2 separate regions of the Mus musculus genome follow, and region 2 is linked to region 1. Evidence: chromatin loops called from intact Hi-C (ENCODE). Cell type or tissue: left cerebral cortex. All regions are shown on one strand. Links, peaks and the distances in the headings refer to the core of each region. The heading gives the core; the rest is flanking DNA.

What was found. A loop is a pair of places that touch in the nucleus more often than their neighbours do. Peaks named below come from ENCODE experiments on the same cell type or tissue, not always from the same donor. Only the 100,000 strongest peaks of a DNase experiment are listed, where the experiment ranks them.
Region 2: a loop joins it to region 1, with 2.0 times the contacts of the local background. A loop is called at or near these places in 5 of 42 quality-filtered maps.

Annotation. Positions count from the first base shown.
Region 1 is chr2:122,476,620-122,492,170 of GRCm38, reverse strand. It overlaps Slc28a2b (solute carrier family 28 member 2b), which reads right to left and starts at 7,230. Exons shown (of 18, transcript NM_001085518.1): 1 at 6,081-7,230; 2 at 5,431-5,527; 3 at 5,236-5,327. The coding sequence starts at 5,511. In left cerebral cortex, for the core only: no CTCF peak of the experiment used is centred there; no DNase peak of the experiment used is centred there.
Region 2 is chr2:122,417,243-122,432,793 of GRCm38, reverse strand. Slc28a2 (solute carrier family 28 (sodium-coupled nucleoside transporter), member 2) reads right to left here and starts at 6,359. Exons shown (of 20, transcript NM_172980.4): 1 at 6,159-6,359. In left cerebral cortex, for the core only: no CTCF peak of the experiment used is centred there; no DNase peak of the experiment used is centred there.

The DNA of each region.
Region 1 (15,551 bases), core at 3,472-11,471:
AAAGTAATGAGTCAGAAAGTTTACAGTGTCAGTAGCTGAGAGCAGTGATCCTCTAATAACCCTGGAGGTGGCTGCACTTGCAGTCTGAGCATCACTCACAAAGTACACAAAGCAATGCTCTCACTTTTGACTCTAGGCTTCCCATGAGATCCAGGTCTTTTAGTTGCTCCTCCAGGTCCACACTCCACCTTGCTTAGATCCTGGGAGTTCAACCTGTGAGGATATACCACTGAGCTCCAAACCCCTTGGCTTGTCTCTTGAATTTCTGCCCATGGGACCTCACAAGAGCTCACAATACATAAAGTTCACGTCTAAGCAGGGAGGGATTCTGATCTGACTATACTACCAGGTTCTGTTGCACAATACCCTTCTGGTCTAGGAATAGATTGTGTTCACTGTTTCAAACCTTAGATCAAGTACCATCCTTCCCGTGACTCAGCTCTACTTCATAACATTTTCAAATGTCCATCTTTGTTTGTTATTGTTACGTGTATATTTGTGGAGGTGAGGATTGTGCATGCAGAGGCCAGAGGAAGCCCCAGAGCTTATGAAGTTAAGATCACAGATAGTTGTAAGCCACTGGATGTGGCCTCTAGGTACTGATCCTGAGTCCTCTGAAAAAGCAGTGATGTACTTAACCACTGAGCCACCTCTCCAGCCATTCTTTTTGTTTTTTCTTAATTCTATTTTTAGGTCAGTATTGGGTTTTATTATGGTATTTTCACACACCTGACATAATACTTTATTTGCACATAATGGCCTCTTTATGAGTAAATTCTCTTCTGGTTATTCTAGTTTAAATATGCTACCTGGGGCTGGAGAGATGGCTCAGAGTTTAAGAGCACTGACTGCTCTTCCGAAGGTCCTGATTTCAAATCTCAGCAATCACATGGTGGCTCACAACCATCCTTAATAAGAGCTGATGCCCTCTTCTGGTGCGTCTGAAGACAGCTACAGTGTACTTACATATGATAAATAAATAAATCTTTAAAAAATAAAAATAAATAAATAAATATGCTACCTGTTTCCTAATTCACACAGTGAAGCTGGCTTAAAACTATGCCCAATTACATTTAATGAGCAGATTGCAATAAAACCTACAGTATCAGTTAAACTACTTTAATACACGTTCATTTTTAAACATTGTATTTGTTTTAATATAAATGTACAAATTATATCAGTGTTTGTGAATACAATGCAGAAATAATTGTTAATGATCTGTGCTCTGAAAGTGAGCTTAAAAATGACCTAAGACCTCTAATTCAAATCTGTCCTGTAGTAGCTCTATTAATAGATCGTTTGTGTTTCAAAGTCTGAACTGTGAGTAGAATGTATCGAGGCGTTTAACGTGTAGTTTAGCCAGTCAAAAGTATGCATGTAGAGTTTAAAGACTATGTTTAAACTTAAATATTAATTTTAATAATTTGATTTGGAAAAGCATGTTATAATATAATGTTTTCACTATATATATAAAAAAAACTATGCCCAATTAAATACCTGTTGGGCAAAGCCACTGCAAAAGAGGAGGGGACATGCTTGAGTCTAAGAGTCAATAGAAAGCACAGGCTTAGGGTTTCACCTCCTCACCACAAACCACCATTTCCTGGGAAGTTCCAAGTACTTCAGAAATCACCTAAATATTTGCAAAACCCATGAAAAATGGAATCCTAGAAAACCAGGTTGGAACTGAGTATGAAAAAGAAAAAAAAAAACCAAAAACAAAAACAACGATGGACTATACATCCAAAAGAAAAAGAGAAAAAACAATGCAACCTTTTAAACTAAACAAGCAGTCACAGAAGCACACACACAAGGGTCCGTGAACTCTGTATCTTGCCTGGTCCAGCACCTTGCTAACAGAACCAAGCTCTTACCTACATGATGGTACGGTTTGAGCACTTGTATCAGTCCTGTAAGTAGAAAGTGAATTGAGACGTTTAACTGCTAGGTGAGTGAACATTGGCACTGTGCCTCTACCTCCAAGTGTCTGTATGGGAGGACAGCCCTCCCACAGGCTTTCTGCCCCCATCCCCACGTGGTGGGTGGAAGACAAATGGTCCAGCATGGTCAGAAGCTCTAGCTAAACAGGACTTTGGTGGTCACCACATCCAGCAGCAAACAATCCAAAAGCTTTCTTAGTAAAACTATTGGCAAGATGTAGAAAGTGTCCTAACTTCGGGAGGCAGACAGAGCTCTGTGTCACTCCCAGAACCTGGAGCTCTTCCTTTAGCTGTTCATTCACTCAGCTCAAGCTGTGGAGAACATGAGGCAGCTTTCAGACAATCCAGCTCCAGTGAATGCAGGCAGTGAAGCCCCAGCTGAGTGTTTACTACTCCTGCTTGAAGAAAGAAATAAAAGCAGGAACTGAAGGAGTCGACTCAGAATCAACTGATGGTGTGAGAAAATAGTGAGGACTGCCCAGCACAGGTGTCTAGACCCTTTCAAAAGGTCAAAGGTCTTATTTTACACCCAGTTAAATACCAGTTGGACAAGCTTCTACAAAACAATAGAGGACATGCTCTGGCATTGTAAAAATAAGTCACAGGCAGAGGATTAGGTCCCTATCTTCTAACCACAAATCCATCATCTGAAGTGCCAGTTTTCATAGCTAAAGTTATGTACACAACTGTGTTTGGAGGTTTCTACCCCACCTTAGATCATTTAGTTCCCAAATAAAAGAAAGAAACCTTCATATTTACAATAAGCCTCAAATCACTAGAGCTGGGAAGATATCAACCCTCTATGCTATTTTGTCTACTTCCTTGTCAATGACCCTGAGATAGCACTTGACATGTTCTCCCTGAGCTGCTCCTACTCCAACTGGCCAGTCCTCACGGCCATGTGTTGACAACGCATCTATGCCATGGCACCTTCTTCTTTCTTCCTCTTCCTTCCTCCCCAAGAGGCCACCATGAGAGGAGTTGAACCATGAGCATATGGCCATGAGAAACAGCAAGTGACAAGGGACACATGGCTGTGATATAAGTTAAGATAGCTCGAGAGCCTGCCCAATCTAGGCTGACAGCTATTCTATGCTAGCTCAAATGAATTATTGATTTTACACAACTGCTTTTGAACTTAAGAGCTGGATGATCTTGTTGCATAGCAAATAGAGAAATTTACAAAGCATCCAAAGGAGAATGGCAACTGTGTCTCACACACAAACAGAGGCTAATAACCAGTGTGTAAAGCCAAGAAAGGAGTAAGCCAGAGCAAAGTCTATCAGAGAAGGCCAGCATGTTTAAATCAGAGGTGATAGCTATGAGGAGCTGGAAATAGCTAGTTTTAAAGCATCTCACTCTAAATACAATGAGAAAGGACCTAAACCAGAACATAGCCACTACCGAGTCTCCGTAGATGTGTTGTCTGGGAGAGGACTTTCCTCCACAAAACACCCACACCTTTGCTTGATACAGCCCTCACAGAAGATAGCCAGTATTTGATCTTTACTGTGTTGTGGAGGAGCAATACCAAAAATCTAAAGAAACAAAGTACCAAGCTAGGTGTGGTGAGTCACAGCTGTATGCCCAGCTGAGCCCAGAAGAGATTTGAGGCCAGCCTAAGTGACAGAATAAGAATGTCCCAATAGATAGATAGATATATGGATAAATAGATACATAGATAGATACATAGATGATAGATACATATATACATCAATAGATATATACATAAATACATAGGTACATAAATAACAGATACATATATACATAAATACATAGATATATAGATAGACACATAGATAAACACATAGATACATTGATATATAGATACATAAATAAGTACATGGACAGGCAGACATGAAGAACCTACACAGTGGGTTTTCTAACCTGCCCTCAGCTTCTTCCCGCAGAACTCATCTCTCCTCAAGTTGGAGGTAGCATTTGTTCTGACAGGCAGTGGAGTTTTCCAAGGAAAGCGATTCTATCTCATGACTATGCCCATGCCCATTTCAGGCTGAGCCCTTGGGTTTATTTCTTTTGCAAGGAAAATTATAGGTGCTATTTGAATAACTGAGGAACAGGAGACTGAGGGCATAAGTCCCGCACCTATCGCAGTGGATGACGAGCAAGGCATGTTCAGAAGGAGAGGAGAATAAGCCTGAGTGGGAAGTGGGAAGCTCTACAAGAATTTAAAGAGTTCAAACGTGGGCTGGAGAGATGGCTCAGTGGATAAGAGCACTGATTACTCTTCCAAAGGTCCTGAGTTCAATTCCAGGAACCACATGGTGACTCACACTCATCTATAATGGGATCTGATGCCATCTTCTGTTGTGTCTGAAGAAGCGACAGTGCACTCACATACAAAAATAAAGAGTTCAAGCCCTTGAGGATCATTAGTCCTGCTGTGTGGGATGGTGGAGGTCTCAGATCAGCACACTAGTGTGCCAAGTGGTAATCATCCTTGGCAGGTAAGCAAAAAATATCAATAACATTCATGTCTAAATTATGCTTAAAGAGGAAAAAGTAACTTTGATGGGGGGTGAGGGGTGAAAGAGCATCCAGGCTATTCTTACACTCATTAAGACCAGAACTCATCTTCCTGTATCAGCCTTCAAGGTACAGAGTTGACAGTTGTGTAATACTAGACTAGCATGAAATTCCACTCATGTACTTAACAGCAAGAATTTAATCCCAGCCCTCAGGAGTTTGAGGCAAGAGCATATCAGTAAATCCAACGGGGCACCCTAGCTTATAAATGAGTACCAAGCCAGCTATAACTGCTTAGTAACATTTTATCAAAAAGCAAAGAGAAGAAAGAAAAAGAAGAGAACAGCAAAGATCCAAACCCAAACAAGAAAAACAAAACAAAACAAACGAACCAGGACATTCCTGGGCCAAGTTCAGCTATGGCTCTAAGCAGACTGACCATAGAATTTACATTATTAACTGTTAAACTGCTAACAAAAGGACGACATTTTGTGTCTACAAAAATGTACTCTGTTCATCAAAGTAGTGCTCAATCAATGTTATCCATTGAATGTTGTTGCCTTTGCTATTCTTTTCTTAGTGTTGCCCCGGCAGGCACTGATGGGATTGTCTAAGTCATGGGCTGACATTCAGTTAATTCTATAAAATACACATGCTTATGTAGTAACATGCAGTGATCCTGGTCCTGACTGTGAGTTAAGCAATCTAAGAATGAGTAGCTTTGATCTGTTCTCAGGCACTTTTCTTCCCTGCCCCCCACCCACAGGTTCTTGGTTGATAACTAAGCTGGAATCCAGAGCACCCTTACCTCCAGAGAGAGGAATGACCCAAGCCATCCTCCAGGCTGAGTCCCTGTGTCACTTCCTCTAGTGTGTTTCTTTGCGCAAGATTTCCACCTTCCTACAAGCACAGGTAAATATGAGATAAGCCATGCAGTCCTCTCAGGGGATCTAGAGACTGAGAAAGCAACCAGAGCCACACAGCAGCCACCATACTGAATTACCATGAGCTCGAGACCTGGGTTCTCCATGCCATTCTCCACTCTGGCCTGGGAAACAGACTTTCTTCCCTCTGACTTCTCCATCTCCTGTTATCACCTGCTGAAAAACAAAACTCAAGGCTAACACTGGCTGATTTGTCATTCAGTAATGTGGGGCAAAGGAGAAGTTTTATGGACATATCCTCTCAGAAAACACAAAACTGGCCTCTCTAAGAAGTCTTATGCTTCCATTAAGAATAAGAAGTAGAAAGATTATGAAGAGATTAATATGATATATAACAAAAGGCAGAATTTGATTTCTTGTTGTAAATGATTATGGGAAAGAGGCAATATGACAGACAAGAAGTCTGGGAGGAACTTTAATGAATCATTGGGCCTCCCAGAGCCCCAGGACCTGGGTTGAAATATAACCCACTTACTCTCTCAAACCAAGGGTCATATAGCATTGTTCTTTATCTTTTTTCTACAGCAGGCCCCACTGAGCTATGCAGAAAAGATTGAGAGAGAAAATGATAGCTGATGAAGTGCTGGGTGCCCAGCATTGCTGGGGGGTTGGGGAAAACAACAGATCAACAGATTGTTTAGATAAGGTTCTCCAAGGAAAAGAACACATAGAGTGTGTATCTAAGAGAGGGCTTCCAAGAATGACTTACAGTGTGCTGGATGGGTCCACACAGCCCAGTCCAACAATGGCTGGAACCTGGGAGTTGTTCAGGTTACAAAGTCAGAAGCCTCAGCACTTCCAAACCTGGTGCTTTGAAGACTCCTGGAGAGCTACCGATCTTCAATGTCCACTGGATCCCGGAGACACTGGAGTCTGATGTCAGTGAGGATGCACAGCTGCAGCAAGGATTAACACCCTCACCAGCAGCAGGAAGTGAAGCAGGCCAGCAAACAGCAGAGTTTCCCCCAGAAGACTTCTTTTATGTAGGTGGTTACCACTGAGAAGGGCTACCCACTCTAGGGGAGGAGCTTCTTCAAAACGTGTTTCTGACTTGAGACCAATGCTATATAGTTATCTCACTACCAGTGAAAATGCACTGTATTTTCCTCAGAAAATTGGCAAGGTCCCTGGAGGAATGTGGTCTTTTATTGTCCTATGCCTTAACTATGACAAGATAAATTTAAGAACATTTAACGACTGATAGCATCTCAGTCATTACATTACTGGATAAAGGAACACAAAAGGAATAAAAATACAGATATTTTCTTAATAAATGCATCTATCTACTCAAACATAGTCTGAACACAATTGGGACAGAAACATTCTTGGCACTAACAATCCCCATTTCTATAACAGATTTCGTAGCCTTACCTGGAGTTATAACTATCTTCTACACCGATTCCTTAGTCCCTCCACCCTCAGCAAGCACATCGGGCATTCTTGGTCCTTTACTTGGAGAAGTGACCAATGCCTTCACTCTTGAAGGGTCTGGGTTATGTATCATCCTACCTGGGTTGAGTTGTTGTAGTTTCCCTTGGCTTTAATCACAGTGCAGATCTCTTGTGTTTGATATGATGTTCCTTACCTCCATTGTAGGGAAAGAGTTCAATTTCATTTGGTCTGGGTCAACCACCCCTCCTAACTCTATGGTTGCTTCCAATGTGGATAGAGAGTAGTCTTAGCTTCCAGTTCAGTGGGATATCTCCAGACCAAAGCACCCCCACTTCTGGGGTCAAAACTTCTAGGCCAACAGAGCATAAGCTTTTGGGTCATAAAGCAAAAGTTTAGCTGGTGGCTCAATGGCGATGCTGATGAGGTACCTTTTCCATTTCCACATCTCCATCCTGGACCTGTGAAGCCTGAGTAATGGGAGAAACCATATATTGGGCACTGATTTGATCACAATGGACCTTCTAGAAACCTCAGAATTCCAGCCTGCTGCCAGCTTGCTAGCTATATAACTGCATCTTTTTTCAAGGTAGAACCAGAGATATGTTCTTATTAACATAAATCAATTACAGAGGATGGAAGTTATTATATTTTCATGTGTGCATAATGAACTTTGATCCTATTCAGCCCTACTATCCTCTTCTGTCTCCTTCTACTCCCAACAATGCTCCTTCTCTTCCAAACTAGCCACTCCTCTACTTCTAGGTCTCAATTTTGTTTTCTTTTAACAACCCAGAGAATTTCATTAAGGTTTCTTTACAGGGTCATGAGCTCCTTGCCAACATTTATACCTGAAGAAGAGTTGTCTCCTTTCCCTATCATCCACCAACTACCATAAATAAACCCTCAGAAAGGGGTGTGATCAACAAGTATCTCTTGTTCCCTATATAGAATATTGACCGTACAGGACTAATGTTATACTCGTCTGGCATATGTAATCATAGCTATGGTGAGTCAAAGAGTGCAGCAGTCATATCTTTCCCAGAAGTCATCACCCGACCAGCATCACCAACATCACCAACACCCTTCCTCCATCTCAGAGATTCTTCCCACCCTCTTTCTGTGATACTCACTGAGTCTTGTATGTGACTTAATAGATGTCTCATTTATTGCTGGACAATAAATAAGTGGTCACTTGTTTTGAGTACATTGAGCAGTTGTATCTCTTCAGACACCACTGACCAGTGTGGAAAGAAATCTCGCTGACCCAAGCAGATAACTCCTATCCCCTGAACATAAACAGTTATTAGGACTCAGCTTAATGGGAACATCATGTCCATCTAGCACAGCAACTGCAGTACTTCCCTATTGGGAAACATAACCTCCCAACCACAGGCCTTTAACTGTGAATTCCTTCCTGGTGGTTGACACAAAACCTAACCCCAACCACTATTGTACTGGTGGGTTTATCTTATCTAGTCTGTCAGTATTGTTGTGCACAGGGTCCACAGCTAAGTAAGAGTGTGAATAACAATTCTCCCCCAACAGCCTGCATAGCACCTTCTGGCTTTGGGAGAGATAGCCAACAAGGAAGAGATTTCCAGCAAAGTACTAGCTTGGTTTTCTATGTCTTGTGATCAAAAGATGGGGCATCTTCAGCAATCTGGTTTTGCTACCTAGTCCTGGTGAGCAAACAGTAGCAGAGACAGGTCTTGCCCCCTCCCGTGAGACTCCCTAACCAACAACCCTCGAGGAAGAATCTCATCCCTGACACAGGTTTTCATTAAACAACCCAAGACTCGGAGTTACTTAACAACTTTTTCTACCTACTGGAGGTTCGTCTATTTAAACTGTTTACTTTATGTTTGTTTCCTATCAGGACTCATGTTTCCATGTGGTGTTTTCAAGCATCCTTAGTTTGTGTTGACTCCTCTCCTCTGTGTCCTGGCCACACCTCCTACACCTCACACTCCCATCATTCCCCTTTCCATCACAGACATTCTACTTCCACTAAAGATTACCTTTTCCCCTTTATCATGTGATCCTTTTTACTTTCCTGGGATCTACACTGTTACTTCCACATAAATGTACATATATAAATGTTGGAAGACAGGATCCACCTTGAGGGAGAACTGAGAACCTCAGTATAGTTTCTGTTCCTATTCATTTTCCTGCACTGTATCTATGTCTTTAAAAAAAGCCATTTTGCTGGTTGGTGGTGGCACATGCCTTTAATCCCAGCACTTTTGGGAGGCAGAGGCAGGCAGATTTCTGAGTCAAGGCCAGCCTGGTCTACAAAGTGAGTTCCAGGACAGCCAGGGCTACACAGAGAAACCCTGTCTCAAAAACAAACAAACAAACAAAACAAAAAACAAATGAACAAAAAAAAAAGCCATCCTACCATTTATTCAAATCAGTTGCTTCAAGCTGATGGAGAACATGGTGGTTTGAATGAGAAATGTTCCTCATAGGTTTGTGCATTTCAAAAAGGACCAACAGCTGGTGGTGCAGTTTGGAGAGATCATAGAATGTCTAGGTTCAGCCTTACTGAAGGAAGTACATCTCAAGGCTGGTATTTGAGGGCTTACAGCCTCACCCAATTTCCTGCTTCTCTCTGCTTCCTGTGTGTGATTGCTATGTGAGCTCCCAGCTCCCTGTTCCTGCTGCCATGCCTGTCTGATACCATGCCAACCCTGCCATTCTGGATGTAGCTCTCTACAACCATAGTAAAAATAAACTTTATTTCTTTTAAGTTACTTCTGGTCATGGTATTTCATCACAGCAATAGAAGTGTAACTAATAACCCCATCATTGTACTTCTTTATGTATATGAAGTGAGTTCTTTGGTCAGAAACAATATGTGGAATACTACAAAAGCTCTTATTAATCCAAAAAATTGTACTTTGTCTGAATCATTGACCTTCAGGAAAGGCAAATCCATCACCAGAAGAAGTATCTCTTAAAGTGGGAACAAATCACTGCCATTCTTTACTATAGAAGTGAACTGATACAGTCCACCTATCACCTAGCTTCTAGCAGCTCATACTGCAGCATGTCATGATATCAGGACACAGAGTTACAGCCTTGGTAATAAGGAGTTCATGCTGTTGAACTTATGTGCACCATGGCAAGTATGTTCATGTGCCCCATGAGCCAATAATAGAGGAGTAGGAGATGAATTAGCACTCACAGAACAATCTATATATTTGGCTATTAAAATCCTCTGCTGATGTTAGGTTTGGTGAGCAACTATATAAGACACAAATATCTTAATATTTTGGTGGTCTCCCCACATCCTTCTTTGCCATGCACTCCAGTCAAGTCTGCTTGACAAGCTGAAAAGTCTGGAAGCACTCATGAGAAAGAGTTTCATGGAAACTCGCCTCCTGGAGCTTTGGCGTTCTCATTTACCCATACTCATACCCTATTCCCGAGTTAGTCTGGTGTATGGAACTATGAGCTCTCTTTTAGTGTTTTATTATAATTGCTTTTAAAGATTAAATTCTGATATAGTTAAGTCTCCCCAGTGTTCCAAGATCCCAGAATTGAGGAGCTTGGAATCTGGCAGGAATGCAGTAAGGAAGTTACCTATTCAGTAACTAAGTAAGCATTACAAAAGACAGAGTCAGTAGATCAGAGCTGGTCTGCAAAATATTTACTAAGGACAGTAGCAAATCTCACCCAAACAAGGGAATACCATAATAGAGCTAGGTAATCCCACTGAGACAGAGATCTTCTCTACCGCTAGGTATAGCAAGCTTCATATTAGAAGCAAGTTGGTAAATTCTTCTGTAGACCCAGGAAATAGGAGGGTTGGGGTATTGCAGTATTCATGATAAGGTCTGCTAGTGCAGAACCCCTGGTGGTGGGTTTAACAATAGACTAGTTTACACCTGGCTCCCATCTTTGTGGCAGCAGCCTGGTCCCTGCCTTCTTTTGATGTATACATTCTTTTTGTATTGCATCACTGTAACTTGGTGGATTGTATTTTGCCTGGTTTCTTGTTATTTCTTCGGTATAAAAAGTTTGATGCTCGACCTGAAAAAAGACATTCAGATTCTACACAATCTCACATGTTGGTCTGTCTGTCACCCACTGACGCCTTGCCCACCTGCCCCAGAGACTCGTTCCACAAAGACAAAGGGACCCAGAGGGTCTGCGGCACTCCTTCCCTAAATGTTGTTTACTCCAATTTTACAATCATATGTCCAAGCCTCTGACTATCCAGACAAATCATTGCCTGTAACTGTATATAAACATCAGTATATAATACCACATCTGATCATTTTTATTCCAAGCAAATTGCATGATCATGGCCAGATATCCTTCCCAAAATGCTGCCCACTGTGAAAATTTCCCTTCCCCACTGTCCTTCATATCTGCTCCAGAATGGGATAGTGATGCTACAGATATACACTTCTTGGTGTTTTTGAGGTTGCTCTAAACATTAGCATGCAGTACAATGTAGCCTTAAACTCATGGTGATACTCCTGCATTAGCCTCTTGAAAACTGAGGTTACAGGTATGTGCCACTGAAAATGCAATTTTTAAAAATATTTTATATTCAATAAATTTTATTTGCAGTTTCAGGATTAAGCAAAGATTCACTCCTAAGAGTAAGTGTTCTTGCTACATGTTTGCTTTTTCTGATGTTGGGGATCAAAGCGAGGGTCTTGAGCACACTAAGTGCATGTTCCATCACTGGTCCACATCCCTGGCTCTGAATAATCCTTTCAGATTGCCATTTTGCTTTTTTAAAAAATTAATTAATTAGTTAACTAATTAATCAATTAGTTAAATATCCTTGTTTGCTCTCTATTGCTGAAGTGACCAAGAGCAGTGGAGGAGGAAAGGGCTCACTTCAGATTTCAGCTTACAGAGTGCCATGAAGGGAAGAGAGGACTGAACCCAGAAGGAGAAACTGAAACAGAGGCCATGGAGAGATATTACTTCCTGGCTTGCTTTCATGGGTCACTCAGACTACTTACTCTCTTATATAATTAAGAACTACTTGCCTGGAGATTGCTTTTAGAAGATGGCCATTTTTACTACGTTAGTCCTACTGATCCATGAGCATGGGAGAGGCTTCACCTAGCAGCTGACTCAGACTAAAAGCAGAGACCCACAACCAAACAATGGATGGAAGATTCTTGGGGACTCTTATAGAAGAGTTGGGAGGAAGATTGAGGGCCCTGAAAGGGGTTGGAACTCCACAGGGAGACCAACAGAGTCAACTAACCTGGACCCTTAGGGCTCTCGGAAGCTGAACCACCAACCAAAGAGCATACACAGGCTGGACCCAGGCCTCCCTGCACATATGTGGGTCCTGAGCAACTGGAGGAGGGTCTGTCCCAAAGCTGTTGCCTGTGCGTGGGATGTGTTCTTCTAGCTGGGCTTGTCTGGCCTCAGTGGGAGAGGATGAATCTAGCCTCCCAGAGACTTGATGTGCCAGGGTGAGGGGGATACCTGAGGGGGGAGCACCTTCTCAGAGGAGAAGGGCATGGTGGGATGGTGGGAGGGATTGTGAGAGGGAGTGACCAGGAGTGGGGGCAGTGAAGTGATTGGGTGTAACGTGAAAGAAAGAAAGAAAGAAAGAAAGAAAGAAAGAAAGAAAGAAAGAAAGAAGAAGGAAGGAAGGAAGGAAGGAAGGAAGGAAGGAAGGAAGGAAGGAAGGAAGAAAGAAAGAAAGAAAGAAAGAAAGAAAGAAAGAAAGAAAGAAAGAAAGAAAGAAAGAAAGAAAGAAAGAAAGAAAGAAAGAAAGAAAGAAAGAGAGAAAAGAACTACTTGCCCAGGAGTTTCACCATCCATCTTGGGGAAGAGCCTCCCATATCAATTATTGTTCAAGAAAATGACTCAAATTTGCATACAGACCCTTTCAATTGAGGATCCTCTTCTCAGAAGACCCTGGATCATGTCAAGGTGACTAAAAACTTAAAATCACAATAAACTTTTTTCTTCTAGGGTATAATACAAGACAACATGACAGACAGCAAGACTAGAAAGAAATAAAACGACATCACATGATCGTTGCATAAATAGCTCAGACAACAGAATAAGACAGTACTTGAGGGTACTGGACTGCAGCCCAAAGGCTGAAATCAGAGCAAGGGAGGATCTTGAGTTGGGTCTTAAAGAATAAGTGATATTGGAGCAGGAAGGGAAGCCATAGGAATGGGGGCCTGAGGCAGAATGAGCAGTGACTTCCTAGTTAGCAACAAGTACTCTGGGCTCAAATAGTATTGTCATTTGCTCTCTGGATGACTTCCGCAAATTACTCCATCTCCTTGCTTGAACTGGAAAACTGCCATAATAATCGGTGGATATTATAAAATTATAATAATAATTTTAGCCTTCCTAAAAATTCGTGGGTAGCAATAAGTGAGGAAACGTAAGTAAATGAGGGAAGCAGTTCTGGAAGTGAGAAGAAAGTGATCACTACTGACATCTCGTACTGAAAGTGGCTACTCGTTTGTTATTTCCTTGATATTTGTTGTAATTTAATGTCTCCAACTAACTTTTAAAGAATTATGTGTGTTGGTGTAGGGTCTTGTGTGTGTACGTCAGAAGATTAGTTGTGGAAGTGTGTTCTTTCTTTAACCTAGGTAAGTCACAGGGACTGAACTCAAGTCCTCAGGCTTGGTAGCAAGGATCTTTATCCACTGAGTCAACTTCTCCAGTTATCTTACTGTCATAGGTGGTGGTGGCACGTCCATTTTACAGAAGCAGAGATTGAGGCTCAAGGAAGTTAAATTGTCTCCTCATAGTTATTGGGCCATTCTGCCCACAGAGCTTCATGATTCAAATCTTTGCATTTGTGTCTTAATAGTAAAACAATAAACCAAACAACCCCATGGGCTCAAGCTCTGAAACACTTAAGACCAGGTATTTGGTAAGGAGTGCATCCTGATAACCTGGTTTTCAAACAGAGATAGATTTTCACCACAGGAATGCAGTTAGAACACACAGTGGGAGGGTCAGGAGTTGGTCAATCAAAAACAATATTTTCAGATTTTGTACCCCTTACAGTCTAGTCATGAAAGTGATTAGCCAACTCCAAATCAATAAAGAACTAATTATAAGTCAATAAGGAATGCCTGAAGTCTGGTTTATAGAATCGTAACTCAACTCAAAGGTTCTCAAGAAGAGTAACTTTTAGGAACAAAGATCTTAAACTCCCATAAGATGGTGCAGAAATCTCTAGAACGGATGAATATGCTCACAGTCCCACCCTACCAAGCCTCATCCATCCCATCACAAGCAAGAGACAGGAGAGCAACAAGGTCCAGCACCACAGAGACACTGTGGCTCCTCAGGAGTTGCTGTATTCTCATTTTATCTCTGTCCTCTACATCCGGACTGACTTGAGACCTCTATGCAGACCAGGCCTTGAACTCTGGTGATCCTCCTGCCTCTGCCTCTTAGGTGCTGAGATTGCATGTGTGAGCCATCACCCTCTGCTGGAGAAATGCATCGCCACATGCTTACCTTTGCATTCCATTCCATGTCTCCTTTTCCTCTTCACAAACTCTTTAGAAGCTCCCAGTGAGAGCACAGGAGGGATGCATGTCTAGCATTCCCACAAGGCCAGATGAAGAAAATAATGTCGGGGTGAGAGAAGCCCAGAAGCAAGCAGGGCAAAAGGAAGAAAGAAGATGAATTGATTTGTTGTTGTGATAGAGAGGGGAGTTTCAGATCTCAGTATGTTGCCCAGGCTGGCCTTGAACTCTCCTGGGATCTACCATGCCCAGCAGGTATAAGTCCAGGTTTTGCAAATTCAGGAGTATGTATGGGAGGTGAGGGTGGGAGAGATGGATACCTGTTGTCTTTACTAAGTGAGTTGTGTGACGATTTTACTGTGGGCCTGAGTGTGTAACATCCTGTGATGCTACCAGGCATCTGCATCTTGATGACGTGTGTTATCCCAGCCATTGTAATTGGTATCTTCAAGACTCATTTTATTGGAAGAATCTCTGTTCCACACCCATTGATAATAGTCAATCCCGCTGGTGCTGATGTAATGGAACATCATCTTCTTGAAATCAGGATGATTCCAAAACTTGTTCTCTTCCTCCAACGGTGACTAAGTAGCATATAGTACATCCACGTAACAGTTGCTTGGCCAAAGATAAGAAAGTTGGACTTTACAGTTGGTTGTTTCTTTCTCTTTCCTCCACATATAATTCTTCCACTTTCAATACATGTTCTGGATTTTCTCCACAGATTGCAAGATGACATGACAGTGCCATTGCATCAGCACCACAGACCCACCCTTAAAACTGAAGAAGGGGCCAGTCACATTAGAGAGACTCAAATGTACCAGAGAGGTCCAGATGTCTAACTCGACTTCATCCCTCCTTTTGTTTAGGAGAGTCCTCAAATTCTTCTGTCTTTCTCATCATTCATTGTCCAGAAAGCAGTTGCCTAAGTTCCTGGGGCACAGCATTCCAGGAGGCACCCCATAGAGGCCCCAGTGATGGATTTGTTGGCTGGTTAGCCTGTGTGTTTTTCCTGTGATTGAGGCTACTCTAGAGGTTTTGTCTGTTTAACAAATGACTGACAGCTTCCTGGTAGGGGCAGGGACTTCTCTGGAGGTTAAACAGGGGCAGGGATGAGGTCATGTGTGACCTGGGCAGCATCCCATGACCACTCTCAGGGGTCCATGTGTTTGGTTGAATGCTCTGTTAATTCTGTCTTGGAATACTCTGTACATTTGGACAGGAGGCCCATAGTTTTCATTCTATATACTAGGACCTGGAGATTATGTAGCTACTCCTGGGCAGGAGGTGGTGTT
Region 2 (15,551 bases), core at 3,231-11,230, 59 kb after region 1:
ATTGGTGATCAACTAAATGAGACACAAATATCTTCATATTTGGAGTGGTCTGCCCACATACTCCTTCCCTAAATGTCACTCATTCTAATTTTCCAATCACATATCCAAGTCTCTGACTATCCAGACAAATCATTACCTACAACAGTATATAAACATCAGTATATGATACCACATATGATCATTTTTACACCAAGAAAAGCATATGATCAAGACCATGTTTGCTCTCCAAAATTATGCCCACTGAGAAGATTTCCCTTTTCCAGTGTCTTTCATGTCTTCTGCAGGATAAGACAGTGATGTTACATGTACCTACTTCTGGGTAGACTCTGCAGAGCATTCAGAACCATCTGTAAAGCAGGCCATAGTCTTCTCTTTCGCAAGGTTCTTGGAATTTTGGTGAAAAGTCCTACTGTCAGCTGCCTGTCAAGTCCTGCATGGATGCAGAAGGGACTTTGTGACACAGTACCCACTCCTGGAGCAGAGCCAATAGGGTATGGCCTCCACCAGTGCTGACAGCTGCTAGGCATGAAGCTTGTTTTTATACCATACATATTTTCATGTTCCTCCTTCAGGGAATGCTCTCCCTGTTAAGGTTAATAACTCCATTATAATTAGAAACAGCATGAGTCCAGGAGGCAAGAATGTATTCTTCAGCAAAATAGTAAATACTGTGTGACCTTCAAGACAGCCCTTAAGGCTGTGGAAAAGAACTCTGAAAATATGGGTTCAAGACTATATAACTTCTTAATTATGCAAAATATAAGAGCACAATATGAATTTTATGAGGGGCTTCATGGACCTAAAACAAACAAACAAACAAAAAAACAAAGGCAGCTGCACTAATGAGCCAGCTCGTCAGAAAGATATAAGGCAAGTAGATTTCTGAGTTCAAGGTTAGCCTGGGACAGAGCAAATTTAGGTCCAGGCATGGTGGGAATGGTGATCTCAGAGCTGGATCTCACCCAGCTAACTTATGGTCTGTGCTTACAAAGGTAGGTGGATCTCTAATTAATTTGCTTTGTTAAAAAATGTATTTGTTGTCTTTTCCTAAGAATCAAGGGGCTCAGGTCATAAAACTCTGATTCATGGAATACTCAAAGGGAACCTGGGGTAAGGATTTAATTGATATGTAAATAAAGACTTGAATTTGGTCTGTAAGAGCTGAACTATCTAGATGAGTAATTCAGAGAGCTGTCTCTCGAGCAGAAGACAGAGTTTTCTACTTGCACCCTTCACTGACTAACCCTGACTTGCCTCAACAGGGTGTACCTGCTCAGATACAGGGAAGTAAAAGAGAGAGCAAAACTGTTCTTATCACCCTTGGATTGTCTAAACCCATCACTTCAGTAGGAAATTTGGGATCTCAAGGCCTCTGACACCATCTGTGCTCAGGAGAAAAGTAATGAGTCAGAAAGTTTACAGTGTCAGTACCTGACAGAAGTGATCCTCTAATAACCATGAAGATGGCTGCGCTTGCAGTCTGAATATCACTCACAAAGTATACAGAGCAATTTGACTCTAGACTTCCCATGAGTTCCAGGTCTTTTATTTGCTCCTCCAGGTCCTCACTCCACCCTGCTTAGATCCTGGGAGTTCAATCTGTGAGGATATACCACTGAGCTCCAAACCCCTTGGCTTGTCTAGTGAGTTTCTGCCAATGGGACCTCACAAGAGCTCACAATACATAAAGTTCACATCTAAGCAGGGAGGGATTCTGATCTGACTATACTACCAGGTTCTGTTGCACAATACCCTTCTGGTCTAGAAATAGATTGTGTTCACTGTTTCAAACCTTAGATCAAGTACCATCCTTCCCGTGACTCAGCTCTACTTCATAACATTTTCAAATGTCCATCTTTGTTTGTTATTGTTACATGTATATTTGTGGAGGTGAGAATTGTGCATGCAGAGTCCAGAGGAAACCCCAGAGCTTATGGAGTTAAGATCACAGATAGATGTAAGCCACTGGATGTGGCCTCTAGGTACTGATGGTGAGTCCTCTGAAAGAGCAGTGATGTACTTAACCACTGAGCCACCTCTCTAGCCATTCTTTTTGTTTTTTCTTAATTCTATTTTTAGGTCAGTATTGGGTTTTATTATGGTATTTTCACACACCTGTCATTATACTTTATTTGCACATAATGGCCTCTTTATGAGTAAACTCTCTTCTGGTTATTCTAGTTTAAATATGCTACCTGGGGCTGGAGAGATGGCTCAGAGATTAAGAACACTGACTGTTCTTCCGAAGGTCCTGAGTTCAAATCCCAGCAACGACATGGTGGCTCACAAGCATCCTTAATAAGAGCTGATGCTAGCCGGGCATCGTGGCACTCGCCTTTAATCCCAGCACTCGAGAGGCAGAGGCAGGCAGATTTCTGAGTTCAAGGCCAGCCTGGTCTACAAAGTGAGTTCCAGGACAGCCAGGACTATACAGAGAAACCTTGTCTCGAAAACCCAAAAAAAAAAAAAAAAAAAAAAAGGAGCTGATGCCCTCTTCTGGTGTGTCTGAAGACAGCTACAGTGTACTTACATATAATAAATAAATAGATAAATATTTTAAAAAGTAAATAAATAAATATGCTACCTGTTTCCTAATTCACACGGTGAAACCCAATTAAATACCTGTTGGGCAAAGCCACTGCAAAAGAGGAGGGGACATGCTTGAGTCTAAGCGTCAATAGAAAGCACAAGCTTAGGGTTTCACCTCCTCACCACAAACCACCATTTCCTGGGAAGTTCCAAGTACTTCAGAAATCACCTAAATATTTGCAAAACCCATGAACAATGGAATCCTAGAAAACCAGGTTGGAACTGAGTATGAAAAAGAAAAAAAAATGATGGACTATACATCCAAAAGAAAAAGAAAAAACAATGCAACCTTTTAAACTAAACAAGCAGTCACAGAAGCACACACACAAGGGTCCGTGAACTCTGTATCTCGCCTGGTCCAGCATCTTGCTAACAGAACCAAGCTCTTACCTACATGATGGTACGGTTTGAGCAGTTGTATCAGTGCTATAAGTAGAAATTGAATTGAGACGTTTAACTGCTAGGTGAGTGAACACTGGCACTGTGCCTCTACCTCCAAGTGTCTGTATGGGAGGACAGCCCTCTCACAGCTGACAGATATTCTGTGCTAGCTCAAATGAGTTATTCTTTTTACACAACTGGTTTTGAACCTAAGAGCTGGATTATCTTGTTGCATAGAGAATAGAGAAATTTACACATACATACAAGGAGAATGGCAACTGTGCCTCACACACAAACAGAGGCTAATAACCAGTGTGTAAAGCCAAAAAAGGAGTAAGCCAGGGCAAAGTCTATCAGAGAAGGCCAGCATATTTAAATCAGAGGTGATAGCTATGAGGAGCTGGAAATAACTAGTTCTAAAGCATCTCACTCCAAATACAATAAGAAAGGACCTAAACCAGAACATAGCCACTACCGAGTCTCCGTAGGTGTGTTGTCTGGGAGAAGACTTTCCTCCACAAAACACCCACATCCTTACTTGATACAGCCCTCACAGAAGATAGCCAGTATTTGATCTTTACTGTGTTGTGGAGGAGTAATACCAAAAGTCTAAAGAAACAAAGTACCAAGCTAGGTGAGATGAGTCACAGCTGTATGCCCAGCTGAGCCCAGAAAAGTTTTGAGGCCAGCCTGAGTGACAGAATAAGAATGTCCCAATAGAGAGATAGATAGAAGGATACATAGATAAATTGGTAGATGATAGAGACGTATATACATCAATAGATATATAGATATATACATAAGTATATAGGTACATAAATACTAGATACATAGATAGATACATAGATAAACACATAGATACATCAATATATAGATACATAAATAAGTAGATGGACAGGCAGACATGAAGAACCTACACAGTGGGTTTTCCAACCTACCCTCAGCTTCTTCCTCCAGAACTCATCTCTCCTCAAGTTGGAGGTAGCATTTGTTCTGACAGGCAGTGGAGTTTTCCAAGAAAAGTGATTCTATCTCATGACTATGCCTCATGCCCATTTCAGGCTGTGCCCCTGGGTTTATTTCTTTTGCAAGGAAAATTATAGGTGCTATTTGAATAACAGGGAAACAGGAGAATGAGGGCTTAAGTCCCACATCTATCGCAGTGGATGACAAGCACAGCATCTTCAGAAGGAGAGGACATTAAGCCTGAGTGGGAAATGGAAAGCTCAACTAGAATTTAAAGAGTGCAAGCATGGGCTGGAGAGATGGCTCAGTGGTTAAGAACACTGATTACTCTTCCAAACGTCCTGAGTTCAATTCCCAGAAAACACATGGTGACAAACAACCATCTGTAATGGGATCTGATGCCATCTTCTGTTGTGTCTGAAGACAGCGACAGTGCACTCACATATATTAAATAAAGAATTCAAGCCCTTGAGAATCATCAGTCCTGCTGTGTGATGGTGGAGGTCTCAGATCAGCACACTAGTGTGCCAAGTGGCAATCATCCTTGGCAGGTAAGCAAAAAATATCAATAACATTCATGTCTAAATTGTGCTTAAAGAGGAAAAAGAAACTTTGATGGGGGGAGGGGTGAAAGAGCATCTTACTATACTTCCCAGGCTATTCTTACACTCATTAAGACCAGAACTCATCTTCCTGTATCAGCCTTCAAGGTACAGAGTTGACAGGTGTGTAACACTAGACCAGGATGAAATTCTACTCATGTACTTAACAGCAAGAATTTAATCCCAGCCCTCAGGAGTTTGAGGCAAGAGCATACCAGTAAATCCAACGGGGCACCCTAGCTTATAAATGAGTACCAAGCCAGCTATAACTAAGTAGTAACATTGTATCAAAAAGCAAAGAGAAGAAAAAAAAAAGAAGAAAAAGAAAAGATCCAAACCCAAACAAGAAAAACAAAACAAAACAAACGAACCAGGACACTCCTGGGCCGAGTTCAGCTATGGCTCTAAGCAGACTGACCATAGAATTTACATTAGTGACTGTTAAACTGCTAACAAAAGGATGAAATTTTGTGTCTACAAAAATGTACTTTGTTCATCATAGTAGTGCTCAATCAATGTTAGCCATTTACTGTTATTGCCTTTGCTATTCTTTTCTTAATGTTGTCCCAGCAGGCACTGATGGGCTTGTCTAAGTCATGGGCTGACATTCAGTTAATTCTATAAAATACACATGCTTATGTAGTAACATGCAGTGATCCTGGTCCTATCTGTGAGTTAAGCAATCTAAGAATGAGTAGCTTGGATCTGTTCTCAGTCACTTTTCTTCCCTGCCCCCGCCCCCAGTTTCTTGGTGGCTAACTAAGCTGGAATCCAGACCACCCTTACCTCCAGAAAGAGGAATGACCCAAGCCATCCTCCAGACTGAGTACCTGTGTCACTTCCTCCAGGGTGTATCTTTGCTCAAGATTTACACCTTCCTACAAGCACAGGTAAATATGAGATCAGCTGTGCAGTCCTCTCAGGGGATCTAGAGACTGAGAAAGCAACCAGAGCCGCACAGCAGCCACCATACTGAATTACCATGAGCTCGAGACCTGGGTTCTCCATGCCATTCTCCACTGTGGCCTGGAAAACAGATTTTCTTCCCTCTGACTTCTCCATCTCCTGTTATCACCTGCTGAAAAACAAACTCAAGGCTAACTCTGGCTGATTTGCCATTCAGTCATGTGGGGCAAAGGAGAAGTTTTATGGCTGTCTCTTCTCAGAAAACACAAAACTGACCTGTCCAAGAAGACTGATGCTTCCATTAAGAATAAGAAGTAGAAAGATTGTCAACAGATTAATATGATAAATAACGAAAGGCAAAATTTGCTTTCTTGTTGTAAATGATTATGGGAAAGAGGCAATATGACAGACAAGAAGTGTGGGAGGACCTGGAATGAATCGTTGGCCCTCCCAGAGCCCCAGGACCTGGGTTGAAATATAACCCACTTACTCTCTCAAACCAAGGGTCATATAGCATTGTTCTTTATCTTTTTTCTACAGCAGGCCCCACTGAGCTATGCAGAAAAGATTGAGAGAGAAAATGATAGCTGATGAAGTGCTGGGTGCCCAGCATTGCTGGGGGGTTGGGGAAAACAACAGATCAACAGATTGTTTTAGGTAGGGTTCTCCAACATAGAGTGGATATATAAGAGAGGGCTTCCAAGAATGACTTACAGTGTGCTGGATGGGTCCACACAGCCCAGTTCAACAATGGCTGGAACCTGGGAGCTGTTCAGGTTACAAAGCCAGAAGCCTCAGCACTTCCAAACCTGGTGCTTTGAAGACTCCTGGAGAGCTACCGATCTTCAATGTCCACTGGATCCCGGAGACACTGGAGTCTGATGTCAGCGAGGATGCACAGCTGCAGCAAGGATTAACACCCTCACCAGCAGCAGGAAGTGAAGCAGGCCAGCAAACAGCAGAGTTTCCCCCAGAAGACTTCCTTTTATGTAGGTGGTTACCACTGAAAAGGGCCACCTCTAGGGGAGGAGCTTCTTTGAAATGTGTTTCTTACTTGAGACCAATGCTATATAGTTATCTCACTACCAGTGAAAATGCACTGTATTTTCCTCAGAAAATTGGCAAGGTCCCTGGAGGAATGTGGTCTTTTATTGTCCTATGGCTTAACTATGACAAGATAAATTTAAGAACATTTAACGACTGATAGCATCTCAGTCATTACATTACTGGATAAAGGAACACAAAAGGAACGAAAACACAGATATTTGATTAATAAATGCATCTATCTATTCAAACATAGTCTGAACACAATTGGGACAGAAACATTCTTGGCACTAACAATCCCCATTTCTATAACAGATTTCATAACCTTACCTGGAGTTATAACTATCTTCTACACCCATTTCCTAGTCCCTCCACCCTCAGCAAGCACATCAGGCATTCTTGGTCCTTTACTTGGAGAAGTGACCAATGCCTTCACTCTTGAAGGGTCTGGGTTATGTATCATCCTACCTGGGTTGAGTTGTTGTAGTTTCCCATTGGCTTTAATCACAGTGCAGATCTCTTGCATTTGATATGATCTTCCTTACCTCCATTGTGGGGAAGGAGTCCAATTTCCCTTTGGTCTGGGTCAACCACCCCTCCTAACTGTATTGTTGCTTCCAAAGTGGCTAGAGAGTAGTCTTAGCTTCCAGTTCAGTGGGATGTCCCCTATGCTTCCTGGCCAAAGCACCCCCCTTCTGAAATCAAGACTTCTAGACCAACAGAGCATAAGCTTGTGGGAACATAAAGCAAAAGTTTGGCTGGTGGCTCAATGGGGATGCTGATGAGGTGCCATTTCCATTTCCACATCTCCATCCTGGACCTGTGAAGCCTGAGTAATGGGAGAAACCATATATTGGGCACTGATTTGAGCACACTGCACCTTCTGGAGAACCCCAGCATTCCAGCCTGCAGCCAGTTTGCTGGCTATATAACTGCATTTTTTTCAAGGTAGAACCAGAGATATGTTCTTATTAACATAAATCAATTACAAACAGAGGATGGAAATCATTATGACATTTTCATGCATGTGCATAATGCACTTTATTCCTATTCAGCCCTACTATCCTCTTCTGTCTCCTTCTACTCCCATTAATTGTCCTTCTCTTCCAAACTAGCGACTCCTCTACTTTTAGGTCTCAATTTTGTTTTTTGTTTTTTGTTTTTTTTTAACAACCCAGAGAATTTCATTAAGGTTTCTTTACAGGGTCATGAGCACCTTGCCAACATCTATACCTGAAGTAGAGTTGTCTCATTTCCCTATCAACCACCAACTACCATAAATAAACCCTCAGGAAGGGGTGGGATCAACAAGTATCTCTTGTTCCCTAAATAGAATATTGACAGTATAGGACTAATGTTATACATGTCTTGCATACGTAATCATAGCTACGGTCAGTCCAAGAGTGCAGCAGTCATATCTTTCCCAGAAGTCATCACCCAACCAACATCACCAACTCCCTTCCTCCATGTAAGACAGTTTTCCCACCTTCTTTCTGTGATACTCACTGAGACTTGTATGTGACTTAATAGATGTCTTATTTATTGCTGGACAATAAATAAGTGGTACGTTTTCTGAGTATATTGAGCAGTTTTATCTCTTCAGACACCACTGACCACTGTGCAAAGAAATTTCACTGACCCAAGCAGATAACTCCTATCCCCTGAACATAAACAGTTATTAGGACTCAACTTAATGGGAACATCATGTCCATCTAGCACAGCAGCAGCAGTACTTCCCTATTGGGAAACATAACCTCCCAACCAAAGCCTTTTTGGATGAGCATCCCTTTCTGTTGGTTGTACTGGTGGGTTTATCTTATCTAGTCTGTCATAATTGTTGAGCACAGGGTCCACATCTAAGTAAGAATACTGATAACACTTCTCCCCCAAAAGCCTGCATATCACCTTCTGGCTTTGCGAGAGATAGCCAGCAAGAAAGAGATTTCTAGCCAAGTTCTAGCTTGGTTTTCTGTCTTGTGATCAAAAGATGGGGCATCTTCAGCAATCTGGTTTTGCTACCTAGTCCTGGTGAGCAAACAGTACCAGAGACAGCTCTTGCCCCCTCCCGTGAGACTCCCTGACCAACAACCCATAGGAAAGAATCTCATTCCTGACACAGGTTTTTATTAAACAACCCAGAAAAAAAAAAAACCCAGGACTCGGGGTTACTGGACAGCTTTTTCTACCTACTGGAGGTTCGTCTATTTAAACTGTTTATTTTATGTTTGTTCCCCTATCAAGACTCATGTTTCCGTGTGGTGTTTTCAAGCATCCTTAGTTTGTGTTGACTCCTCTCCTCTGTGTCCTGGCCATACCTCCTCACACCTCTCCACTCCCAGCATTCCCCATTACAGTTTCATATCACAAACAGTCTACTTCCACTAAAGATTCTGTTTCCTCCTTTATCATGCATTCCTTTCTAGTTTTCTGGGATCTGCACAGTTACTTTCACATAAATGTACATATATAAAGGTTGGAAAACAGGATCCACCTTGAGGGAGAGTTGAGGTTCAGTTACCTCAATATAGTTTCTGTTCCTATTAATTTTCCTGCACTGTATCTATGTCTTTAAAAAAGCCATCCTACCATTTATTCAAGTCAGTTGCTTCATGCTGATGAAGAACATGGTGGTTTGAATGAGAAATGTTCCTCATGGGTTTGTGCATTTCAACAACGACCAACAGCTGGTGGTGCAGTTTGGAGAGATCATAGAATGTCTAGGTCCAGCCTTACTGAAGGAAGTACATCTCAAGGCTGGTATTTGAGGGCTTACACCCCCACCCAATTTCCTGTTTCTCTCTGCTCCCTGTGTGTGATTGCTATGTGAGCTCCCAGCTCCCTGTTCCTGCTGCCATGCCTGTCTGATACCATGCCAACCCTGCCATTCTGGATGTAGCTCTCTGTAACCATAAGTAAAAATAAACTTTATTTCTTTTAAGTTACTTCTGGTCATGGTATTTTATCACAACAATAGAAGTGTAACTAATAACCCCATCATTGTACTTCTTTATGTATATGAAGTGAATTCTTTGGTCAGAAACAATATGTGGAATACTACAAAAGCTCTTATTAATCCAAAAAACTGTACTTTGTCTGAATCATTGACCTTCAGGAAAGGCTAATCCATCACCAGAAGAAGTATCTCTTAAAATGGGAACAAATCACTGCCATTCTTTACTATAGAAGTGAACTGATGCAGTCCACCTATCACCTAGCTTCTGACTGGTCATGCAACAGAATGGCATGTTACCAGGAACTCAGAGTTAGTCTCTGTAGTTGCCAGATTTAACACCGAGCAGCAACTGCACCAGGTCAGTCTTGGTGAAAAGAAGTCCATGCTGTTGAACCCATGTGTACCTCCCATCTGTGCCACCATGGCAAGTATGGTCATGTGCCCCATGAGCCAATAATAGAGAAGGAGTAGAAGATGAATTAAAACTCACCAGTCCACCTATATATTTAGCTATTAAAATCCTCTGCTGATGCTAAGCTTGGTGAGCAACTATATGAGACACAAATATCCTCATATTTGGAGTGGTCTACCCACATACTTCTTCCCTAAATGTCACTCACTCTGATTTTCCAATAACATATCCAAGTCTCTGACTATCCAAACAAATCATTACCTACAACAGTATATAAACATCAGTATATAATACCACATATGATCATTTTTACACCAAAAAAAGTATGTGATCAAGACCATGTTTGCTCTCCAAAATTATGTCCACTGAGAAGATTTCCCTTTCCCAGTGTCTTTCATGTCTTCTACAGGATAGAACAGTGATGCTACAGGCACTACTTCTGGGAAGACTCTGCAGAGCATTCAGAACCATCTGTAAAGCAGGCCATAAGCTTCTGTTTCGCAATCAATCATAAATCACATCCAATAAGACCTAAGGTGCATGCTTGGAGACAGAAGGCATACTGTTAGTAGTACACAGGCTTTGTCAACTTATTCATGTAACTTCACTGTGCACTGTGCATCTGCTTAGATCCAGTCATCTATATAGTGTATTGCTGCTGTGAATGTCCAATGAGGCAGTTTGGTGGATCAGGTAGCACACAGCTCTTGACTGACAGCCCATCATGTCACATGATAATTTTGTAGATCATTGTCAAATGCTCATTTTCCACTAAGTAAGGCAGAATAGCAGATCAAGAGATGCTTCTCTAGGACCCAGATATAGCTGTCTCTAGTGAGACTACGCCAGGGCCTAGCAAACACAGAAGTGGATGGATCACAGGGCTCCCAATGGAGGAGCTAGAGAAAGTACCCAAGGAGCTAAAGGGATCTGCAACCCTATAGGTGGAACAACATTATCAACTAACCAGTACCTCGGAGCTCTTGATTCTAGCTGCATATGTATCAAAAGATGGCCTATGGGCCATCACTGAAAAGAGAGCCCCATTGACTTGCAAACTTTATATGCCCCAGTACAGGGGAACGCCAGGGCCAAAAAGTGGGAGAGGGTAGGTAGGGGGATGGGGGGGAGGGTATGGGGGACTTTTGGGATAGCATTGGAAATCTAAATGAGTAAAATACCTAATTAAAAAAAAGAGAGATGCTTCTCAAAGGGAGAATGGCTATCAGCACATGCCAAGGATTACCCCTTTTGTCTTGGAGAGGGGCTCCTGAGGAGGGGGTGTTTGGGAGCAGGAGAAGAAATGACTTGAAGTCAGTGAAGGGTGCAAGCAGAAAACTCTGTCTTCTGCTGGAGAGACAGCTCTCTGGATTACTCATCTAGATAGTTCAGCTCTTATAGACCAAATCCCAGTCTTTATTTACATATCAATTAAATCCTTACCCCAGGTTCCCTTTTGAGTATTCCATGAATCAGAGTTTTATGACCTGAGCCCCTTGATTCTTAGGAAAAGACAACAAATACAATTTTTAACAAAGCAAATGAATTAGAGATCCACCTACCTTTGTAAGCACACACCATAAGCTAGCTGGGTGACATCAAGCTCTGGGATCACCATTCCCACTATGACTGGACCTAAATTTGCTCTGTACCAGGCTGACCTTGAACTCAGAAATATACCTGCCTCATATATTTCTGATGAGCTGGCTCATTAGTGCAGCTGCCTTTGTTGTTTGTTTGTTTGTTTTAGGCCCATGAAGCCCCTCATAAAATTCATATTGTGCTCTTATATTTTGCATAATTAAGAAGTTATATAGTCTTGAACCCATGTTTTCAGAGTTCTTTTCCACAGCCTTAAGGGCTGTCTTGAAGGTCACACAGTATTTACTGTTTTGCTGAAGAATACATTCTTGCCTCCTGGACTCATGCTGTTTCTAATTATAATGGAGTCATTAACCTTAACAGGGAGAGCATTCCCTGAAGGAGGAACATGAAAATATGTATGGTATAAAAACAAGCTTCATGCCTAGCACCTGTCAGTACTGGTGGAGGCCATACCCTGTTGTCTTTGCTCCAGGAGTGGGTACTGTGTCACAAAGTCCCTTCTGCATCCATGCAGGACTTGACAGGCAGCTGACAGTAGGACTTGTCACCAAAATTCCAAGAACCTCCATTGGGATACTCCTACGGAGTCCTGCCAAACACCTCAAACAATATCCCTGTCTGCCACTGACACCTCAAGCTCCATCAGGTCTGCTGGTCATAAGCACAATTGCCCTAGCATCCTGCACAGTGGCCTGGATGTGTTTAAAAAAAACAAACAAACAAAAACAAAAACAAAAAAACAAAAAACAAAAAACAAAAAAAGAAGTTTAAAAAAAACACAAAAAACAGCCAGGAGTGGTGGCGCATGCCTTTAATCCCAGCACTCGGGAGGGAGAGGCAGGCAGATTTCTGAGTTCAAGGCCAGCCTGGTCTACAAAGTGATTTCCAGGACAGCCAGGGCTATACAGAGAAACCCTGTCTCAAAAAGACAAAAACAAAAACAAAAACAAAAAAACTCTTATTCCAGGTCCTACTTAAAGCCAGCAGCCTTTTGAGACACTTGGTATATGTGTTGGAGTAACACACCTGACTGAGGAATAGGCTGCCTCCAAATCCAAAAGGACCAGAAGGCAGCATGATTCTTTCTAGGTTGTGGGAGGGACCAAATGTCACAACCTCTCATTCACCTTCTAAGAAATAGCTCTGTTGGGGCTGGAGAGATATCTCAGCAGTTAAGAGCACTGACTGTTCTTCCAGAGGTCCTGAGTTCAATTCCCAGCAACCACATGGTGGCTCACAACCATCTCTAATGAGATCTGGTGCCCTCTTCTGGTGTGTCTGAAGACAGCACCACTGTACTCATATTCATAAAATAAATAAACAAATCTTTAAGAAAAAGAAAAAGAAATAGCTCTGTCTGTCCCACACTACTGGACTTCTAAAAATTCCACTGTTGTAAAAGATCTTTACATTTTGGTCCAGTTTCTTTCTCATCATCTGATGTACATATGCTTTACCAACAAGTCCAAAGTGGTGTCACTCACCTCTTTCTTGGTCTGAAAGACATAACATCCTCAGTAAAATAGACCAGTATGATCACTGTGGAAGATACTAGTGATCAAGATTATTGCAAACTAAGTTAGGACACCAGGCTACAGAATTAGTGAACTCTTAAAATAAAGTATCAAGAAAAAAAAAAAGCACTTGCTAGGTCAATGTTTTCATACCAAGTGCCAGGAATATGCTTGTCTACTGAGAGAATGAAGCCACATCTAGAACAGCAGTGGCAAATGTAGTCAGTGCTTAATTAAGTTTGTGGTGAACAGCTGTCATCCTCTATGTTCCCTGTGTCTTTTACACAGGCCAGTAGGAGATGTGGGGAGAACCATCACCCTATATCTTCCAAGTCCTCAATGGTGGCACAAACTTCTGTAATCCTCTGGGCTTTGCACACTGGTTTTGACTCATTATTTTCCCTGACTAGGGCAGCTCTATTCACTTGCATTTGGCCTTCCCAACCATAGATCAGGTTACCAATGTGAGGACTCTGCCAACATTTAAATGTATCTATCCCAAGTATGCATTCTGGAACTGGGAAAATAACCATAGGATAAGTATAGGGAGCCACTGGACCCAGTGTGAGTCAGACTTTGGCTAAACATTTGAGGCAGAAGCAGGCAGATTTTTGAGTTCACCCTATATCTTTGGAGGCCAGCCTGCTCTCCAAAGTGAGTTTCAGGACAGCCAGGGCTATACAGAGAAACCCTGCCTCAAAAAACAAAAAACAAAAACAAAAACAAAAAAAACAACCTCTATCAATGGCCTGACTCTCATAAGCCTCTTCTTTGACTCTGGGCACTGCCCTGCCTGCAACCTTCTGAAATCAATGTCAATTCAGAGGCTGTGTCTCCTGGGTAAGAGGAAGTCTGATCGCCTACTTTTCTCCAATGTGATGTTACCTTCATAAATACTATAAACTTTCTGGTATTGTAGGAGGTTCTGCCTCAAGGAGGCCTGGCCTTCCTCTCATCTGAGGGGATCTATGTCTGTAACTGACTCAAGATTGAAAATTAATTGAGGGGACCTTGATTCTCTATTGAAGTAATTCAGTGTAACTTTACTGTAATTCAATGTAACTTTTCTTTGCCTTCTCTGAAGTTCCTTTGCTTATAGAGATCAAGCAAAAACGTAGTTGAAACCTAATCTATTTTGCTTCTGGGAATGCCATGATTAATTAGGTGGTGCAACTGTTTACATGAGTCAAGCCTTTACTGTGCTGTGTGTTTGGGGAAATACTTTCAACCTTGGTTAATTGCCATGTAGACCTTTCTTCTCCCTGATCAGTTGAGATGGGAAGTTGGGTCAGATGCATATGACTATGAATCATAAAATTATCTTTGGAGTTATGAACCAAGGACTGCCCATTGGACTTAGATTACACAAACCTTCCCAACAACAGGAAAACATAGTAATTACAACCTGGAAGTAAAACTCACTAAAGAATGTGTATGTGTCTGGTTTCCACAAAAGCCACAGATGTCAGATCCCCTGGGACTGGAATTTATAAATGGTTGTGAGCCGTGATGTGGGAGCTGGGAACAGAACTTGGGTCCTCTAGAAGATAGCCAATACTCTTGAACACTGAACAGTCGGTCTCTCAAGGCCTAGTCTGGGAAGCTTCTAACATCTGTACAATCTAATCTAGACCAAGAATATTTTCAGCCCCTGAAACTTGCTGCTGAATAAACTCACCCCTTTCTAGTTCTTTCTGAACTCTGCCTAGCTGGTTTGACTAGGCTGTTCTGCCTCAAACTCTTCTCCAAGTTGGCTGATTCAATGTTCTCTCTATGTGTCTGTGTCTGTGTCTGTGTCTGTGTCTGTGTCTGTGTCTGTGTCTGTGTCTGTGTCTGTGTCTGTGTCTGTGTCTCTGTCTCTGTCTCTGTCTCTGTCTCTGTCTCTGTCTCTGTCTGTGTCCCTGTCTGTGTCCCTGTCTGTGTCTCTGTCTGTCTGTCTCTGTGTGTGTGTGTGTGTCTGTGTGTGCGTGTGTCTGTGTCTCTCTGCCTCTCTCTCTCTCTCTCTCCCTCTCTCTCTCTCTCTCTTCCTCCCTCCCTCCCTCCCTCCCTCTCCTGAATTGCTCCATTTAACCTTATACTAACTTTTGGCAATTTGTTCTAGTCTTCTGGCTCTGTCTTCACCTGTGTCTAGCTTAATCTCTCTCTGTAACCTGTTGCTGTACAACTATCCCAGTAAGACTGTCTCCATTCTCTCTCTGCTCTGCTCCCTCAAGTAGCTTCCCTTCCCTTTCTCTTCTCATGAGAGTTTAGCATATCCTATTCTGTCAAATCCAAATAGGCCCATGAGACATTCTACTTCTTGGTGATAAGAGGGACTAGGTCAGCAATTAATCATTCAACCTATAAGAAACAGCTCTGCCATCCCCACACCACTGGGCTCTTAGAAGTTTCACTGAGGTAGAACATTCTTGAAGTTTGATTGGATTTGTTTCCCATCCTCTGTTGTGCAATGAGTCCAGAATGGATAAGAGTGCATGCTATGCAAGTATGAGAACCTCAGTTCAAATTTTCAGTTACAATATTTAAGAAAAAATACAGAAATTATAGCCATAGATGCCTGTAATTCAAGAACTGTGGGA